Linked DNA regions of Mus musculus: region 1 is linked to region 2. A link is a contact called in ENCODE POLR2A ChIA-PET data. All regions are on one chromosome and are shown on one strand. Each heading gives the region's core, a stretch centred on a gene start or an enhancer-like site at or near the end of the contact. The rest is flanking DNA. Distances are from core to core; before and after follow the strand shown.

Region 1 (7,070 bases), core at 1,703-4,202, 120 kb after region 2:
TCTGTGTGGCTTTTTAAATCCGCCTCCTCTGTGTGTGTGTGTGTGTGTGTGTGTGTGTGTGTGTGTGTGTACACCACAGTGCACATGTGCAGATCAGAAGACAACCTCAGGCACTGGTTCTACCTTCTAGCTGGCCTGAGAACTTCCAGCAATCACTTTCCCTCCTAGCATGCGACGCCGGTCTCATCAGATCCAGAGCTAGAACCATTCTCCCTATGGGGAAGTCTGCTGGGCAGGAGGGGGGGGGGGGAGGATGCTGCTCACATGGAGGTGTCAGTCTTGTAGACGATGGTCCCCGGCGGAAGGGTATGAGGGGTCAGTGTGTTGTTGATGGCAATCGTGATCCGGCAGGTGGTCAGGGGCCCACTCTGGACCAGCTTGCTAATGTCAGCCTCAAAGGGGAGGTGACCTCCCTCATGTTCCACCACATGAATCCCATTCACCCACTGCAGACACAAGGAGAGATGAGCAGAGGGTAAATGGCCACAGGGCTCTGCTGTCTGTCTTGGGTACCCCCTTCCAGAAGAGGGCCCCCGCCATCAGATGGAAGAATGGTGTTCTAATGGAGCCCACAAAGCAACCCTTCTCTGACCCATGACACAGAGCCCTTCTGGACAGCCCAGACTGCCTTGCCCCCAGCCAACCTCTCCCTATACTGACCACAACTGCATAATAATGGGCACTGTTGATCCTCAACACCACTCTCATGTCGGTATCTTGGGTCCATCGCCGTGGCAGGATTGCTTCCCGTTCATACCACACCCAGCCAATAAAGTCCCGAAGGGCTGCTTCTTGGGTGATGTCATTGAAGCTAGAAGGGACAGGCATGTCCAAGACTGGGCCCGACTAGGGAAAGAAGAAGTGGAGTCACGTGCTGGGGATGTGGCTCAGCTGGTAAAGCCCTGGCCTACCACCGATGAAATCCTGTGTTCCGACTCCAGCATTGTATAAGCCAATCATGGCGGAGCGCACCAGTAATCCTAGCAGATGAGAGGTGCAGCCAGGAAGATGGACGTTCAGGGTCATTCCCTGGCTATCCTCTGCTTCATAGTATATCTGAGGCTGACCTGAGGATACAGGAGACTCTGGCTAAAGAGAAGGATTGGGTCTATTCTTCACGACTGCGCCCCCAGCACCCTAGAGAACCATAGGGGACACAGGGGAGAGACTCTGTAAAATACTGGCTGCATCCACAAGTGAACTCTGCAGGACAGTTGATGGAAAAAGACTGTTCAAACCAAGTTCTTTCTCAGGGCAGATAGTACCAGAGCCAAGATTTCCATGGAAAGAGCCACAGGCCAGTCTAAAACAGGAAAGACCAGACCCTGACATAAAAGGCAGGTGACCATTGCTACAAGGAAGAAGGCCAACAGCAGGGAACAGGGGCCCCCAAGGAAACAGAGAAGGCCTGTGGTGGCAATGTCCTCTCCTTACTTCCTCTTTTGCTGAATGCTGGGCAGTGCAGTTGAAAACTGAGAGTCTAAGCCAGGTGTGGTGGTTCATCACTTGTAACTCTAGCAACCTGGGAGGCTAAGGGAGCCACATGGCTATGAGTCGGAGGTTAATGTGAGTCGCTGTCTCAAACACACACACACAGAGCTGGTGAGATGACTTGGTGGGTTAAAGGCACTAGCCACTAAGCCTGATGACCTTAGTTACATCCCTGGTGACCTAGGTGAGACCAGACTCCAGCAAGTTATCTTCCAACCTCCACATGTACTGTGTAGCACACGGGTGGCGCCCCCCCACCCCACATAAATAATGGGTACACATTTTAAACAAAGAGAGAGAAGAGAGGAAGAGGAGAGAGCCCAATAGGAAACGAGGTAGGATGAATGAATGAATCTGAGAGAGGAGGAGACTGTGAGCACACAGGTTTGCTTCAGCCTGCTTCTGCGCCAACCCTACCTAGGTAGGAAAGGAGAGCAGGGATGAGGGTCCTCTGCTAGCTCTGTGCAAAGTCACATTTGCTCCCCCCTCCTCTACCCCCGCCCCCAAATCTCTGTAGTGGGTAGCATCTCCTAGGATTCTACTTTTCACAAGATGGGAAAGAGCATGGGAGGTATGTGCACCGGGATGCAGGAGGCGTGTGCACAAACATCTACAACACTCAGGAAAGTTAAAGTGGGAGCAAGAGATTCACCCGGACATCCAGGCCAGCCTAGGTTATCGAAGGAGACACAGCCTCAAAACATAAACAAAAGGCTCAGTAGTGACAAGCACACACAGGGCCCTGGGTTCAAGTCCCAGCACTATGAAGTAAAATTAAAAGCTTTAAAAAAACAAAAACAAAAAAATCCATTGCCTGGGGCAGCGCCTGCCTAGCAGAAACCATGCGGTTCTCAGCATGCCAGGTCCCACTTCCTGCTCTGGTCGCTCCCCTCCCCAGCCTGCAAACCCATATTAACCTCCTCTAGGTGAGCACAAGGGGATCTCCAGGTACAGGCATCCCTCCGCCCATCCCCTGACTTCTGGAAGCTTCCAGACCCCGGGTCCCAGGGAGCGCGCACCTCCCGTAGCGGCTGCCGGTACCATTGCTGCTCGAAACCCTGCAGCCGGTTGTTCGAGAGGTCGGCGCGGAAGTGCCACAGTCCGTCCAGCGCCTTGAGCTCCCGCGACGGGCTCTCCTTCGGGAACAGCATCCCGCCCTTCAGAGCCAGCGCGCAGCTGCACAGCAGCTGGCCCAGCGCGACCCAACACGCACTCCATTTTAGGGACATACTGGCCAGGCTGCCCACCGACCAGCGGCTGGGCTTTTTAGCCTCCTCTCTGGGAGGGCAGAGGCGGGACCTGGAAGAGTCACATGTTCTCGAGAGAAGCCGCCTGCGCCAACTTGGTTGAGGGCAAGCGCTTGTACAGCTGCTGGCTCAAGGCTATCTAGAGGCCCCAAGGCTGGACTCTGCAGAAAGAGGAAGTCGCTTGAAGTCCTGGATCGTTTCCCCATATGCCTGACGTCAGCCGCTGCCTGCCTCACATCTATTAATATCTCCCCCTCCTTCCCTCACACTCTGGGGCTTGCCCCTCAGGACCACTAGGCTAAGATCTGAAAGAAGCCCTGAAGTCCCTGATCCCACTGTTTCTTCATAACTCCTGTGAAAGGATGAGAGTTCAAAAGAGACACTGAGAAGAATTTGGGGAGTTTGTTATTAAAGCCTGGAAAGGACACGCAGGCAGGTTCGAAGCTAGGTCTCTTCTTAGAGGTCTCTGAGGAAGGGAGTAGAACTGACAGCAATGGCCATGAAAGAAGTGTCTCCTGGACCTGTGTGATGTCATTCGAGTCACAAATGAAGGTTGCGATGACGGTTCACATGACCTGCAGCAGCCATTCTCTGAAAGTGGTCTTAGTAACTCTCACCCCACCCCCACCCCCAATCCATCACTCCAGCCTCTCTAGCTAACAGGCTTGAGCAAACAGTGCTCAGATTTCACTCTTGGGCAAGTACATATACAGCTAAGCGAGTCTTGAAGCCTTGGCTGTCCTGGAACTCTGTAGACCAGGCTCAAAATCACAGAGATACCTCCCGCCTCTGCCTCCTGAGTGCTGGGACTAAAGGCATATGCCACCTGGTTAGTTTCCAGTTCTTAAAACGGAGGTAAATATCATTTAGGTTTCAACCTAAATCTTTGAGTTGAACTAAAGATACAACCACCCCAAGGTGTGCATTTGGATTTTCAGACTGAGCCAAAAGGAAGTTCCCTAAAGAATGTTTTTGTTTGGTTCGTTTTGATTTGGGTTTTTCCAGAGAGCTCTGTTTAGTTAGTCTAAACTGGCTGGCCTGGAACTCAGAGATCCACCTGCCTCTGTCACTTGAGGGCTGGGACTAAAGGAGTGCACCACCACTGCCCTGCTCCCTAAAGCATTATTAAAGCCTGCTGAACTTAAGCACAAGAGAAGGTTCCCCATTTGTTGTTGTTGTTGTTACAAATACCTACATTTTGTTGCAATTACCAGTATGCTTGTTAAGGGGTTGGGGGTGACGCTGAACAGAAGAAATGATTCTCAGCATGAGTAAAACTGGCCAAGCACAGGTATGCTAGCTTCCAATCCACTTATTTATATTTGAGTGTTTATGTTTCAGGTGCCTGCTTCAGATGTGTGTATACACATGACCGTGTGCAGGTAGAGGTTAAAGGTCAATCCTTTTTTTAAAAGGACTGACTTATTTATTTATTTATTTGCTGGGGAGGGCTAGAGAGATAATGGCTTAGTGGTTAAGAGCATTAGCTGTTCTTCCAGAGGACCCCGTTTGATTCCCAGCACCCACATGGCAGCTCACAACCATTTTTTAACTCCACTCCTAGAGGATCGAATGACCTCTTCTAGCCTCCACAGGCACTGGACCATGTGGTGCATAGACATACATGCCAGTGCAACCCTGGGAAACAGAAAATAAACACTAAGAACAGCAGCAACTACAAAAAACTTCCCTAGAACTGGACATGGTGCTTCTCATCTACGGCCAGCTCTCAGGATGTTGAGGTAGAAGGATAGGCTACATAGTAACCTCAAAGATATAAATAACATATGGATGTTTTGCCTGCACCTATCAGTGTGTACTAGGTGTGTGAAGTACCCTTGGAGGCCAGAATTGAATCCCCTGGAACTAAAGTTACAAATAATTGTGAATCACCTTGAAGGTGCTGGGACCTGAACCCAGGACCTCTGAAAGAACAGCCAGTGCTCTTAAACCCTGAGCCCTGTCTGCAGTCCCATCCATCTTATTATATCTTAGTTTGTTTATTTATATATTAATTTGCATGTGTGCCTGCACTGTGTGAAGATCAGATGATGTCTGGCTGGAGTTGTTCCTCCTTCTACCCTGTAAGTCCCAAGGACAGAACTCAGTCATCAGACTTGGGAGCAGACACCTGTATTCACTAAGCCATCTCAGAAGCCCCTCTGCCTTGTATGTTGGGACTGAGCTTGGAGCTCACGAACCCCATTAAACTGGTTGGCTGGAGCCAAAGATTCACCTTTTACTGTCTTCCCAGCTAAGGGGTTAGGGGTGCTTTGTGCCCTGATTTTTATGTGAGTGCTGGGGAATTCAGATTCAAACTCTTCATGCCTGCCCAGCAACCGACTTACCAACTGGGCCACCTCCCAGGCCAGTCTGTTTAAGCTATAAATACCAGGGCTGTTTTGAAGAACCTGAGCCTACTATTGTAACTAAATCTGTGTTTTCTTAAGTTGCAATCCCATTAACAGCATACAAATGTCATCTATGCTTGACTAAATTGCTTTGATTCCGGGTTTTGACTCTCCCTTCTCCTGGAAGCCTTTGTATCCTTGTCTGTCCCGGCCCTTGAGACAGCTGAACAGGGTCTGAGGAAGCGCCCGTGGAGAGAATGGGGGGCAAGAAACACAAGGACAGACAGCAAGTCTGATGGATCAAGCTGTCAAATTTTATTATTCCAGGTTTTATGCTCACAGAAGCAGGGTGTGGGAGAGGGATGACGCAGAATCGCTTTGTATCTGGGGGAACACACCTGTTCCCAAAAGCAGGATATTAGCTAGGTAAAAAGTTCAGCAAGAGAAATAGAACGGAATGGGTTGCTAGGTACCTGTCCACAAGATCTATAGCTATTCTTTTTTTTGGTTTTTGTTTTGTTTGGTTTCTGTTTGTTTGTTTTGGTTTTTCAAGAAGGGCTTGAAACCTTGTGTAGCCCTGGCTGTCCTGGAAATCACTTAGTAGACCAGGCTGGCCTTGAACTCAGAAACCTGCCTGTCTCTGCCTCCCAAGTGCTGGGATTAAAGGTGTGAGCCACCACCACCCGGCTAGCTATTTGTTCTTAACTGGGGGTAGTGCTTTCCCACAGAGGCCTCAACTTTTCCCACAGAAATCTCAACTAAGCTCGTACTTTTTCACTAAGGCCAAGACTTTGTAAGGAAGCACTTATGGCTGACAAGTGAACATTAAAACAGGGCTGCTTATGTTTAAGTTAACATTTAAACAGGGTCACTCCCAACACTTGTCCTTAATGAGCGAACTCTTCCGTCTTTGTCCTTAATGAGTAAACTGTCCCAAACTCAACTTCTCTCAATCATGAGTAAATGAATGAGCGTCTTTCTGGCTAAAGAAGCTCCATTTTATGCTAGGCATCCATCTTGGTTCTCACCAGCCCTTTGTTTCTGGTTATAGTCCCCAGTAACCCTGACTCAGTGACCCCCACCCAAAACTGTGCAGCTGTGTCTATATACTTGTTATAACATGGCTAACTGCTGGGTTTGCTTCTGTACTTTGCTTATGTAGATATTCAAAGATTGTTTTGAGTTGCCTTAACTGCTGAACCTGGCAGAAGAGAACAGTTTGTACTTGCTTGCCTAGATACTGAAGGTCTTCGTGTGATTTTTTCCTTTAAAAGTCTTACCCATAGCCTTCCTTCATGGCAATCTCAAATTTGGATCAGAGACTGTTCATCCTGCTAGCAGCTGATCAATAAAGTTTTTTAATTACAATTGTTTCTAGTCTATGGTCTTTTTCCATGGGTCACAAACTCCTTAATATTTGGAGGCCCCAGCAAGATTATCTGGGTCATAAGGCCATCTCCAGGACAAAGGAAAAAAAAAAACAGCCCAGGAAAAGATACCATATAGTTTTAAAAAGCTAAAATATAAACTCTCTGGGCCTGGAGAGATGGCTCAGCGATTAAGAGCACTGACTGTTCTTCCAGAGGTCCTGAGTTCAATTCCCAGCAAACACATGGTGGCTCACAAGTACCTGTAAAGGGATTGGATGCCCTCTTTTGGTGTGTCTGAAAACAGGGACAGTGTATTCATATAAACTAAATAAATAAATAAATAAATAAATAAATAAATCTTTAAAATGTAAATTCTCTGTACCTCAAGATTTATAAGCTTGTTGGATATGGTTAAAAATCTACTTTTTGTTTTGGTTTGGTTTGATTTTGGTTTTTCAAGACAGGGCTTAAAACCTTGTATAGCCCTGGCTGTCCTGGAAATCACTTAGTAGACCAGGCTGGCCTCGAACTCAGAAACCTGCCTGTCTCTGCCTCCCAAGTGCTGGGATTAAAGGTGTGCGCTATCAATCTGTAAAACAAAAATCCATAAA
Region 2 (6,713 bases), core at 447-2,946:
GAAAGGTTTGGGCTGGAGAGATGGCTCAGGAGTTAAGAGCACAGACTGCTCTTCTAAAGGTCCTGAGTTCAATTCCCAGCAACCACATGGTGGCTCACAACCACCTGTGTACTCCTCATATACATAAAATAAAAATTTTTAAAGATTTATTTTATACATAAGTACACTGTAGCTGTCTTCAGACACCCCAGAAGAGGGCATCTGACCTCATTACAGATGGTTGTGAGCCACCATGTGATTGCCAGGACTTGAACTCAGGACCTTCCAAAGAACAGTCAGTGCTCTTACCTGCTGAGCCATCTCGCCAGCCCATAAAATAAACTAAGAAAAAAAAAATCTTAAAAAAAAAAAAAAAAGTGGGGGCCGGGTTAGGGTGCCGTGGGCAAGGTCTGGTAGCCCATACCTTTAATCCCAGTCCTTGGGAGGCAGAGGCGGGCAGCCTCTTTGGAGTTCAAGGCCAGCCAGGGCCATAGTGAAAACCCCTTTCAAGGAAACAACAAACCACCACGCCAATCCAAAAAGAAAAATCTAGGGAAAGTGACCTGCCTGAGCTGCAACTTTGACTCATATTTTTGGGGGGGTTCTGGACAGGAATCTCTCTATGGGTAGCCTTGCTAGCCTTGAACTGGTTGCAACCCCCGCTTGCCTTCCGGGAGAAGGAGGCACAAGGGACTATCTTGATGACAGATGACGCATGCGCTACAACATGCACTCCCGAGGTTCACTCCCAGTATGAGCACAATTTTAGTTTTCTACGATTTTATTACCCCAAGGAGGGACCTCAGAATCTGGACTGGGGGGAGGGGTGTCAACAATTTCCTATTTGTTTTTTAGGTCGGCCGGCAAGGTAGCTCAATAGATCGTTTACCACAAAATGGTAGACATCTTGGACCCAAGTGATGGAAAGACATAGCTTTAAATTTTCGGCCCTCTACACACAGCCCGCAATTTTCTTTGTTTCTTTTTCCTTAAAAAAATAAATAAATAAAAGAAAAGAAAATCTTTAAAGCCGGCAATCCCAGCCCTAAGGAAGCGGAGTCAGGAAAATCAAGGAAGGCCAAGCGAGGCCATAAAGTTCAAGGCTAACCTGAGACTCAAAAACGCAGTGAGTAGAACAAAGAAAATACAAAAACCACCCCACCCCCACCCCTGGCCAAGAGTTTACCACGCATCTTTCTTTCCTCGCCTCCTTGTATACTACGCCCTCGACAGCCCTTCCCCCAGCCTGTCTAGGGAAAAGGTCACGTTTCAGAGTCCTCTCCCCGAGTGCACCGACCATGTCCCTGTTCTCAGGAAGTCCGCCCCACCAGCGGATCCCTTCCCGACCGCTCGCTCCGTCTCTTCACCGGTCGCCTTCGCAGCCCTCAGGCTACAGAACCTTGCCCTGGCGGCCCGCGCTCGGTTCCCGGCCCCGAGGGTCTCACCTGGCCGGAGGAGTCACCCGGGAAGTGCGGCTTCGGCTTCCACGCGGCATCCTAACTGCTCGAAGTCTCACCGATCAGCGAAGACAAACTGCGAAACGTACAGAAGCGTCCAGCAATTTCTACCAAGGAGAGAGGAAGGGTGGAGGCGGTACCTCACCGGGCAACCAATAAGAAATCAGGAAAAGCTCGGGCGCTAAAGGTTATTGGACAAAGGAGATATCAGTAATGGGCAGAGCCTGGACTCAGCGTCCTAGGCCCGGAAGTTACGAAGTTGGCGAGGAGGAGCTAAGGCTAACCGGAAGTTCCTGGGGTTGCACTCTCAAATTTTGTCCTCCGATTCAATGGTGGAGGTTAGGTTTTTGCTTCCGATGGCCGGCTGGCCTACTCCACAACCTGACTGACCTTGATTTTCACTGTCTCCTGCCTTAGCCTCTCAAGTAAACTGGATTAGGGGCTTACTGGGGTCTGCTCTTGGGCTGTTTACTTAACCCTTCTCTGTTTTGTTTTGGGACAATGCCTCCGGTAACGGATGTTGCCTTGGATCTCGCTGTTCTCACGTCTCAGCCTCCTAGTACTGGTCACGCAGGAAAAACTCTGTTTTTCTGTTATAAAGAATTTACTAATAAACGTGTTTGGAAATATTAAATTACATAAGCAGAATTTCGCTAAAGGAGCTCTGCTCCCAACATGTCTGGAAGATAGTGAACTAGCCGAGCTTATTAGAAACTATGAAAAAGGGGCTGATGAGATGGCTCAGCGGAGAAGAGCACTGACTGCTCTTCAAAAGATCCGGAGTTCAAATCCCAGCAACCACAAAGTGGCTCACAACCACCCATAACGAGATTTGACACCCTCTTCTGGTGTGTCTGAAGACAACTACAGTGTACTTACATATAATAAATAAATAAATCTTAAAAAAAAAAGAAACTATGAGAAAGAAAATTCTGTACATAATTCAAGTTTCTGTTGCAGAGAAATTTTCTGCTCATATTTACCAAGGCTCGTCTTCAATTAAGCGCTATTTCCATAATAAAAGAAGACCATCCTGACTTAATACTAGCCAGTAAGATCATCTGCATATCAAAGAACAGGCCTCTAAAGCTGTTGTCCTCAACCTGTGGGTTTCAGACTGTGATTTAGGGACTGAGTTACTGCTCTTTTCCACGTAAGACTGCTCAAATGCAGAGATGCCCACATTCCAGTATCCAGAACTGTATAAAAGGGTTGCAGCATTAGGAAAGTTGAGAATCATTGAATCTAGAAGTCTCCTCAACTGTGGCCACAGAGGCTTGTGGTCCCATAAGCTCTCACCACAGAGGATGTTGGTGACCTGAGCCCATTGATTGGCAGAGATATCTGCAGTGTCAATCCATGATGCTTCCTGGAAAACACTCTTGTCCTCGTAATGTGGATGAAGACCATTCCTACACATTGCCCATGAGGTCATATAGTCCTACAGAGTAGCAGTAGGCCATCTGATGGAGAAACAGGGGACTCTCCTCCCCACCAAATGCCCAGGGGAATGGGGGAAGAGTTTTCCTCTGCCACCTTGTCAGGCACTGTGTATGAAAGGAGATCTTATCATAGTTGTTCTGTGGCAGTGGGAAAGCGATCACTGGTGACAGTCCGTGAAAACCATTTTCAGCTCTGTTACCCCTGGGGAACTATCTGTGACAAGGACAATGGAAGTCAAAGAGTTATCAGCCTGTCCCAAGGATGTGCACCTGTCTGTCCAGAGGAAAACCATGAAAGATCTTGAGAGAGAGTGAAAAATAGAGAACTTGCCCCATTGTTCCAGGATGCCAGGTGTTTGCAGTTTTTGCCAGGTGTTTTCGGTTTTTGCCTTTATAAACCCCTAAACCCCTCACCCCTTGAGCTCATGTTCAACTCCTCTACCCCTGCGTGGGATACAAGTCGTCCCCAGTGCACTGGTCTTTCCCGAATAAACCTCTTGCAGTTTGCATCAAGACCGTTACTCATAGCCGGGTGGTGGTGGCACACGCCTTTAATCTCAGCACTTGGGAGGCAGAGGCAGGCGGATTTCTGAGTTCGAGGCCAGCCTAGTCTACAAAGTAAGTTCCAGGACAGCCAGGGCTACACAGAGAAACCCTGTCTCGAAAAAAAACAAAAACAAAAACAAAACAAAACAAAACAAAACAAAAAAAAGACTGATTTGGGGTGTCGCCTCTCCTGAGTCAGAACGTGGGGGAATCCTCACGTTGTGGGTCTTTCAACCAGAATCACTCTACTCTGCTGCTTCATGGGGGGAGAGTGACCTCAGTTCCCTTCCATGGTGCTTTTTTGTTTTGTTTTGTTTTTCGAGACAGGGTTTCTCTGTATAGCCTTGGCTGTCCTGGAACCATGGTGCTTTGGAAAGAGCGCTGTCTCTGCCCATCCAGCTCCTCCATCCCTGGAGGGATGGAACCACTGGAGCCCATGCTCTCCCATTCTCCCATTGCCCTTCCTGACTTTATTTAAAGTCACCTGTGTTTGCTCATGTGATTGGTTCTGTGAGGCCCCAACTTAGAGAACTTAGAGCGTTTCTCCCTGGAAGGTAAAGCCCCCGGATGTTCCTCAAGCTTGTTTTCCCTGATCTCTAAAAATACAGCCAGCAAGAAGCTCTTTGTTCTCTACAGCCAGCAAAAAGCCTTTTTGTTTCTATACCTTACAACTAGAGATGCGATCATTGTAATTTTACCAAGGACACCCGGCAGAGAAGCACTGTAGCCCAACTCCTCCCAACTCTCCTCCCAACTCCTCCCAATTCCTCAACGAGCTGTTAAAAGCCCCCTACTGTTACTGCTCAGGGTCGAACTCCCCTGCCCTGCACAGCAGAAGGAGTTTGTCCTCAGCTAGCTGATAATAAAACCTCTTGCAGTTTGCATCAGGTGTGGTTTTCTCTCTCGAGTCATTGGGGTGCCAGCCAGCTCATCCCGGGCCACCTTTGGGGGTCTTAAACAGTTCCTTCTCATCAAAGCTGGGGCCCAGGGGCTGGGGAGACAGCTCACTCTGTAAGCATAAGGACCCAAGTTCATATCCTCAGAACCGTATAAAAAAATAGGCATAATGGCATGCACCTGTAAGCTAATGCTATGGGACAAAGAGAGACAGGTCCTAGCTGGCCTAGGAATGGAGAGCTCCACTTTTCATTGAGAAGTCTTGTCTCAAAAAAAAAAAAAAATACTGGGGCTGGTGAGATGGCTCAGTGGGTAAGAGCACCCGACTGCTCTTCCGAAGGTCAGGAGTTCAAATCCCAGCAACCACATGGTGGCTCACAACCATCCGTAACGAGATCTGGCGCCCTCTTCTGGAGTGTCTGAAGACAGCTTCAGTGTACTTACATATAATAAATAAATCTTTAAAAAAAAAAAAAAAAATACTGTGGAGCGGCTGGAGAGATGGTTCTGCAGTTAAGAGTACTAGCTGCTTTTCCAGAGCAACAGGGTTCAAATCCCAACACCCACAAGGCAGCACACAAATGTCTGTAGTTCCAGTTCCAGGGAATCTGGCACCCTCGCACTGACATAATTGCAGGCAAAACACCAATGCACATGAAAATAAATAAATCTTGAAAATAAATAGCATGCACTGTGCTTGCAGAGAACCCAAGGAGGTCAGAGTTCCATTTCCAGCACCCACAAAACACACACACACAATTTTGTTGTTGTTGTTGTTTTTTGTCTTTTGTTTTCTTTTTCAAAAACAGGGTTTCTCTGTGTAGTCCTGGCTGTCCTGGATCTTGCTCTGTAGATAGATATGCCAGCCTCTACCTCCTGAGTCCTGGGAATAAAGACATGACTCATCATACCCAGCTTCATAATTTATTTTTTTTATCCTAAAAATATGAAATAGAGAAGCAACTAAAGAAGATGCCATATATGAAAAATCTGTACATGTATGCCTAGATCACAAGTTGTAGGCTTATATTTTTCAAAATCTTACTTTAATAAGTATACATAAATGCTTTAACTTCCCTTCTAGCCCACCACCCACCAGAGTTAGTGGAAAGGAAAGATGGACAGGGCAAAAGAGAGGGTGGACCGGTTTAGAAATAGTTCTTCAGGGGGACTCAGCAGTTCAGTTCATACAAGTCAGCAGCGGTAGCTTGGTCCACTTGCAAACACCATTCATGAATCAGCAAGGGCAGTTTGACACAGAAGAAACTGAGGGGCTCTACCAGTCGGCCCTATTCTGGGGAAGCATCAAGAAGCTGCTGGAGTTGGGGCTGGAGAGATGGCTCAGTGGTTGAAAGCACCGACTGCTCTTCTGAAGGTCCAGAGTTCAAATCCCAGAAACCACATGGTGACTCACAACCATCTGTAATGATATCTGACGTCCTCTTCTGGTGCATCTGAAGACAACTACAGTGTACTTAGATATAATAATAAATAAATCTTTAAGAAAAGAAGCTGCTGCTGGAGCACCACCCAAATTTCTTTGGTGCGATGATGGTTTGTATATTCTTGGACCAGGGAGTGGCACCATCTGGAGGTGTGGCCTTGATGGAATAGGTGTGACCTGGTTGGAATAGGTGTGTCACTGTGGGTGTGGGCTTAAAACTCACCCCAGTTGCCTGGGAGTCAGTCTTCCACTAGCAGCCTTTGGATGAAGAGGTAGAACTCTCAGCTCTGCCTGCGCCATGACAGCCTGGATGCTGCCATGCTCCCACCTTGATGAGAATGGACTGAACCTCTGAACATGTAAGCCAGCCCCAATTAAATGATGTTTTTTATAAGACTTGCCTTGGTCATGGTATCTGTTCACAGTAGTAAAACCCTGACTAGTACAGTGTGTTTCTGTCTACAAAGTCACAACAAACAATGATCATCAGCAAAGCCGGCAAGGTGAACCAATACCAGATACCGCCATCCACTGTCTGTTGGGTTATATTTATACTCTTCCCAAACATCACATGCTCTCTCAAGCATCTGCTCTAGCAAAAATTCACATCCTCTTTTCCCAGGCTGCTTCCAGAAAAACACCACGTCTGTTCTCAGCAAAACATCCTCCCATGTGTCTGCTTCAGCAGAAACCTCTTTCCAGAAGACGGTTTCCAGAAAAACGTCACGTGACACAACCGAATCTCCAAAGGAACCAGGAATTTCCACTTCAACATCTAAGTCCAGCAAGCTGGAGTTCAGCTGCCACTCCACTGGAGAAGCTGCTCCTACACGAGGGCAGATGATTGGGCTGTGGTTGGCTCAACAATATGTGACAGTCTGGCTGGGCGTGGTGGCACATGCTGTGAATCCCAGCACTTGGGAGGCAGAGGCAGGCGATTTTCTGAGT

Evidence for each region. ChIA-PET counts read pairs that join two places held with the same protein, here RNA polymerase II (POLR2A).
Region 1: POLR2A ChIA-PET joins it to region 2 with 12 read pairs in Patski. The contact joins the promoter of Gusb here to the promoter of Chchd2 in region 2. POLR2A ChIA-PET finds 5 or more read pairs at or near these places in 3 of 5 experiments (Patski and embryonic stem cell).

What each region holds. Positions count from the first base shown.
Region 1 is chr5:130,000,097-130,007,166 of GRCm38, forward strand. Gusb (glucuronidase, beta) reads right to left here and starts at 2,953. Exons shown (of 12, transcript NM_010368.2): 1 at 2,511-2,953; 2 at 661-846; 3 at 265-446. The coding sequence starts at 2,720.
Region 2 is chr5:129,885,774-129,892,486 of GRCm38, forward strand. Chchd2 (coiled-coil-helix-coiled-coil-helix domain containing 2) reads right to left here and starts at 1,697. Exons shown (of 4, transcript NM_024166.6): 1 at 1,425-1,697. The coding sequence starts at 1,474.